2 separate regions of the Homo sapiens genome follow, and region 2 is linked to region 1. The links are chromatin contacts, found by Hi-C or POLR2A ChIA-PET in ENCODE. All regions are on one chromosome and are shown on one strand. The core of a region is the stretch at or near the end of the contact, and the rest is flanking DNA. Distances in the headings are between cores, read along the strand shown.

Evidence for each region. A loop is a pair of places that touch in the nucleus more often than their neighbours do. ChIA-PET counts read pairs that join two places held with the same protein, here RNA polymerase II (POLR2A). Pooled maps may share reads with other maps.
Region 2: a loop to region 1 is called in a map of HL-60/S4, with 3 times the contacts of the local background. The contact joins two enhancer-like sites. A Hi-C loop is called at or near these places in 1 of 168 maps with a recorded cell type or tissue (HL-60/S4), 4 of 37 single-sample maps with no recorded cell type and 4 of 50 pooled maps. POLR2A ChIA-PET finds 5 or more read pairs at or near these places in 2 of 52 experiments (MCF 10A and activated CD4-positive, alpha-beta T cell).

Annotation. Positions count from the first base shown.
Region 1 is chr17:44,346,568-44,349,545 of GRCh38, reverse strand. GRN (granulin precursor) reads right to left here. Exons shown (of 13, transcript NM_002087.4): 2 at 244-388; 3 at 1-120. The coding sequence starts at 381. Among named protein-coding and RNA genes, the nearest start is that of GRN, 2.8 kb to the right of the region's middle. Within about 2 kb of position 1,250, at least 9 of the 41 ENCODE cell types and tissues checked have a DNase peak (open chromatin) inside an H3K27ac peak, as active enhancers do.
Region 2 is chr17:44,416,267-44,419,464 of GRCh38, reverse strand. The region is part of intron 6 of GPATCH8 (G-patch domain containing 8); the gene reads left to right. Among named protein-coding and RNA genes, the nearest start is that of ITGA2B, 28 kb to the right of the region's middle. Within about 2 kb of position 1,769, at least 4 of the 41 ENCODE cell types and tissues checked have a DNase peak (open chromatin) inside an H3K27ac peak, as active enhancers do.

The DNA.
Region 1 (2,978 bases), core at 1-2,500:
GAAGGGGCAGCAACTGGAAGTCCCTGAGACGGTAAAGATGCAGGAGTGGCCGGCAGAGCAGTGGGCATCAACCTGGCAGGGGCCACCCAGATGCCTGCTCAGTGTTGTGGGCCATTTGTCCTAGAAAGACAGGGAAAATGATAAACCACAGACTTGTGCCTGGCGTCCTCCTCTGGCCAATCCAAGATGACCCTTTGGGAAAACCCAGGCTGCCAGCTCTTGCCTAGGCTGAGGGGCACTCACCAGAAGGGGACGGCAGCAGCTGTAGCTGGCTCCTCCGGGGTCCAGGCAGCAGGCCACAGGGCAGAACTGACCATCTGGGCACCGCGTTCCAGCCACCAGCCCTGCTGTTAAGGCCACCCAGCTCACCAGGGTCCACATGGTCTGCCTGCAAAGTACCAAGGAACGTCTGGCAACTGCTTAAGCCCACGCCACCCTTGATTCTAGGGTCACTCAGTACCCTAGCCCCAGGCCAAGGTCCTGGCCCAGGACTGCCTGAGCCTTCTCAACACCTCCCTGTCCAGGCAGGCAGAAATCTGCAGGGGCTGAGAGTCAGCTTCCTACAGCGCCCCGTGTGTGACACTTGCCCCAGCATGTGCGGACCTGTAAGCATGAATGCTGACATGCGTATATGTGTGGGTCTGAGTCCCCAGCACATGGCCTAATGCCTGGGCCTCACTGGGCAGGCTTATGAGAGTCAGGAAGACGTGATTTTTGTGGGTCTGATCTGTGCAGATGTGGGCCACCTCTGGGGTGAGGGGAAGGCATCAGTAGCCATGGGAGAGGACAGGGCTAGGGTGCAGGGAGGGAGTCCCCCCAGGAAAAGCCAGGGTTCCCCTCCAGATGCCTCCTTGCCTGACACTATGTTCATACCTGCACCCCGCTAAGGCCTTGCGGGAAGCGGCCACATGATGACATGGGAAACCACAGGGGTGAGAAAGTTGTGAAAAAGGAAATATGGTGGCCAGTGGAGTCTGGGCTGCCTTCCCCAGAGGTCACCATCTGCCCATGAATGTCCCCTCCTCACCCAGAGAAAAGGACACAGAAGCTGGGTCAGCCCTTGAGACACCTGTGTTCTGAGGGTCCCCCACACCACCAGGGCCCTCTGAGATTCCTCAAGCATGCTAAACCCTGCCCTTGCCTCTCCATCTATTCTGGAAGTGAAACTCAGCCACATGTGGAGAGAGACCACGTGTGCCCACTGGGCTGCCCATCTGAGTCACCAGGAGGAACTGAGCCTTGAGTCTCTGTGGAGAGCAGCCTCTCACTTCCTAAACAACTCTTCTCCCAGGCTCAGCTAGCCCAGCTAGTTCAGTGGGGTGGCCAGAGAGGTAACTCATAATGAAGAAGCAAAAACAGTAATGTCTGTTGAGCCTCTTGGGAGCCAGTTACAAGACTCTCCATTATTTTATATATATTTCTTTGCAACAACCATCCAAAGTAGTAATTAATACCTTTACTTTTATTTTATTTTTAGAGATGAGGTATTGCCATGTTGCCCAGGCTGGACTCAGACTCCTGGGATCAAGCAATCCTCCAACCTTGGCCTCCTACTAAGTAGCTGGGACTGTGGGAGCGTGCCACCACGTCTGCTCACCCCCTTTTTTTTTTTTTTTTTGAGACAGTCTTGCTCTGTTGCCCATGCTCGAGTTCAGTGGCACGATCTCAGCTCACTGCAACCTCTGCCTCCCAAGTTCAAGCAAGTAGCTGGGACTACAGGCGCTCGCCACCACGCCTGGCTAATTTTTGTATTTTTAGCAGAGAGGGGGTTTCACCATATTGGTCAGGCTGGTCTTGAACTCCTGACCTCAGCTGATCCACCCACCTCAGCCTCCCTAAGTGCTGGGATTACAGGCTTGAACCACCACACCCAGCCACACCTTTATTTTAAAGGAGGAAACTGAAGCTTAGAGATGTTAAGTACAGTCAGCCCTCCATATCCAACCAGGGATCAAAATATATTGGGCGCGGTGGCTAACGCCTGTAATCCCAGCACTTTGGGAGGCCCAGGTGGGCGGATCCCAAGGTCAGGAGTTCAAGACCAGCCTGACCAACGTGGTAAAACCCCATCTCTATTAAAAATACAAAAATTAGCCATGCGTGGTAGCGCACACCTGCAATCCCAGCTACTCAAGAGGCTGAGGCAGGAGAATCGCTTGAGCCCAGGAGGTGGAGGTTGCAGTGAGCAGAGATCACGCCAACATACTCCAGCCTGGGTGACAGAGTGAGACTGAGATTCTGTCTCAAAAAACAAAACAAAAAAACCCCTGAAAATGTTACATCGTTGCTGAGTTATACAATGTAGTTAGGCTTACGATGGGTGCATCTATACTGAACATCTACAGATAGTTCTTTCTTATTATTCCCTAAACAATTCAGGATCACAACTATTTACATGGCATTTCTTTTTCTTTTTCTCTTTTTTTTTTGAGATGGAGTCCTGCTCTGTCACCCAGGCTGTAGTACAGTGGCGCGATCTCAGCTTACTGCGAACTCCGCCTCCCAGGTTCAAGCAATTCTCCTGCCTCAGCCTCCCAAGTAGGTGGGATTATAGGTGTGCGCTACCACACCTGGCTAATTTTTGTATTTTTAGTAGAGATGGGGGTTTCACCATGTTGGTCAGGCTGGTCTCAAACTCCAGACCTCAGGTGATCCACCTGCCACGGCCTCCCAAAGTGGTGGGATTACAGGCATGAGCCACCACGCCCAGCCGACATGTCATTTCCATTGTATTAGGTATAAGTAATCTAGAAATGATTTAAAGTATGTATAGGTTATATGCAAATATTACACCATTTTATCTCAGGGGCTTGAGCACCCACAGATTTTGGGGTCCTGGAACCAGTTCCGTGAAGATACCAAGGGACACCTATAACACGTCACACATCAGGTCATGGTGACGTCAGGCTTTGATGGCCCCAGAGCGTATTGGACCTGGGTTCATATCACTAGTGGCACGATGGGCAGTGCCTGGGAAT
Region 2 (3,198 bases), core at 520-3,019, 69 kb before region 1:
ACCTTGGTACAACACAGCCACATAACCCCTAACAGGAGGAAGGACATATTTTTCATTCCTCTTTGATGGACATGAACTTAACATACAAATGGACCTACCATTTTTCCAAATTCATGCTCTAAAATCATAAAGACACCCTGTCTTGTCTTCCAGGAAGGCACACAGGATTATTATGAATCTGAGATAATAGGTAAGTACTTTCAACCCTGTATTAGCAATCCCTAGTTTGCATCTTCTATCAGATTTTCACCATTAATATTTTTCAGAGAAATAATGTATTACGTTAGTAGTAAACTATAGTAGAGGCAGGATCCTAAACATACCCTTCTCTTTAATAAGCACAAATAATCTCTCCAAAAGGAGCTATATGGTCACCCTCATTCAAGGTTTGAGTTGTTTTTTTCCTGACAGGATGCGGGGGTGTTATGTGCCTCTTTATATTCACTAGTTTTTCTCAGGTTTTCCAAGATTTTACGAAGAGTTGTTAACACAAAAATATTAAGACCCAGCTTGATCTTCAGAGATACAGAAGCTGATTAAGTATTTTGGCTCTTTTCAGTAGTTTAACCCTAGTTTTCAAGTGATCGATGTTAATACATTTTGAAATCTCTAAGAGTAGGCCTTTCCATTTCTGAAGAAATCCAATATATGATTCCTTTTTACATGAGTTAATTCTGATAACACCTGAATGCTCAATAGACATTAGCACTGACTAGCCGGGCGCGGTGGCTCACGCCTGTAATCCCAGCACTTTGGGAGGCCGAGGCTGGCGGATCACAAGGTCAGGAGATCGAGACCATCCTGGCTAACATGGTGAAAACCCCTCTCTACTAAAAATACAAAAAAGCCGGGCGTGGCAGCACGTGCCTGTAGTCCCAGCTACTGGGGAGGCTGAGGCAGGAGAATTGCCTGAATCCGGGAGGTGGAAGTTGCAGTGAGCCAAGATCATGCCACTGCACTCCAGCCTGGGCGACAGAGCAAGACTCCATCTCAAAAAAAAAAAAAAAAGACATTAGCACTGATCATCTCCTACCTTTGTTGGCTTAGTGTAAGTTACAGACAAATTTGATACTACAGATTTTTCTATCCCTACGTCCTTGCCTCCTTAATTATTTTGCATATCTTTAAAAAATTTGTCTGCTGATGGATATGACAGTAGAATCATTTTCTTTAGCATTTCAAGAGGCCTAAAATTCAAACTCCAAAGAATATTGTTTCCCAAAAGTAAATTAATTAATAGCAGCACCACCTTTATAGTCAATCCTCCTTCCCTCCCTCCCTTCCTCCCTTCCTTTCTTCCTCTTTTTCTTTTCTTCTCTCTCTCTCTTTCTCTCTTTTTGGCTGCTTCCTTTGTACCTTGTTACCTACTCAGGATTTTTCTTCCAATCTTAGCCTCTTGTTTGTGCCACTAAAGGTCCTCCTAGTACATAAACTAGAGAGGTCACAAATTATCTCATAGATATATTTTATCTGGCCTTCACATTATTAGTTTTTCCCTTTTTAATTTCAGTTGATTCCCAAATTTTAAAAATTCAATTTTACATAATTTAGGCTTTGGCTTATCTTGAAAAATTAAAATTATCAGACAACATTGGGCCTACATTTCAACATAACAGTTGACTAAAGCTGAACAGTTGCCATCTCTTTGCTCATTCTGCAACTAGCTGTGATCTCCACTTCATCTTTTCTCTTACACCAATCTGTGTGACTCATTATGTTACCTGCCAAACTCCTGTAAACATTTGAATTTGTGACTCAGGCCTATGCTTTTCCTTCCTTCCCACACAGGTTCCCGTGGCTTCTGACTGATACTGGGGAACTGGCACATTGAAAAGCTGCCTCCTTGCTAATAGTGTTGGGACCAACTTCCTTGCGATTTCAGTCTCTGGTAGTCTGATCCAGATTATCAAAATCTGGTACTGTAAAGCATCTTCAGAAATTCTTTAGGCCAAGCGTGGTGGCTCATACCTGTAATCCCAGCACTTTAGGAGACTCAGGCGGGCAGATCACTTGAGCCCAAAAGTTCGAGACCAGTCTGGGCAACATGGCAAAACCCGGTCTCTACAAAAAATGCCCCCAAAAATTAGCTGGATGTGATGGCAGTTGCCTGTGGTCCCAGCTGCTAGAGGGGCTGAGTCTATTAATACATGATTTAGTTAACTTTGTCTAAACTGTTTGCAACTGCTTTTTGACAGGATTGACCTTGTCTAAACTGTTTGCATCTGCTTTTTGACAAGATTACTTACTCTTACTTGACACTTGACGGTTTCATTACGCAGTAACATAACATTACCAAGGAACAGAAATTTAGAGTTTTCCTCAGGAGAATCATTTGAGCCCAGGAGGTGGACATTGCAGTGAGCCAAGATTGTGCCACTGCACTCAAGCCTGGGTAATATATTGAGCAAGGCCCTGTCTCAAAAAAAAAAAAATTCCTTTAACTGTAGGATTCAGTATCTCAGTCAGAGGAATATGCTTTTAGCCTCCCTCTTCTTTCTGCTAAAATACCTGTAGTATGAAAACTCCTATACTTTTTACATTTTCTAAAAGGACTAAAGTCTTATTTAATTCCAAGGTCTGTTTCAGTTGTGAACAAAAACAGTAGTTCCCTGAGCTTTAAATAGCAGAACTAAAACAGATGAAGCCTCTAGCAGCCACCAGTGACTGTATTCTGATTTGTACAGGATATAATCTGTTAATACATGATTTAATTAACTTTGTCTAAATTGTTTGCAACTGCTTTTTGACAGGATTACTTATTCTTAGTTGACTGTTTCATTACCCAATAACATGTATTACTTAAACAGCACAGTTCTCTTCAGGGATTATGCTTTAAGAAACAACACAGGTTTGAAGAAAGGAGTGCATCTCAGCACTTGAACATGTTGTAGTTTTATTTTAATAACCTATAGCAGAGAGGTGAAAATGTTGGGTTCAGTGGTATTCTATACCACTGTTCATACCATTTTCTTGGGGTCTGTTTTGCTTAATAAGAAAATTGACATCATTTGGCCAGTCTTCCAAAAATTTAGCATGTTTCATGCCTTTTCACCTGTTAAGTCTTATGTATTCATTCCCCTCTGCTTATGTTGGGAGTAAACTTATTATACCCAGCAATCACGACATAGCTAACCTTAAAAAAAAATCTGCTGAAGGCCAGGCATGGTGGCTCACGCCTGTATTCCCGGCATTTTGGGA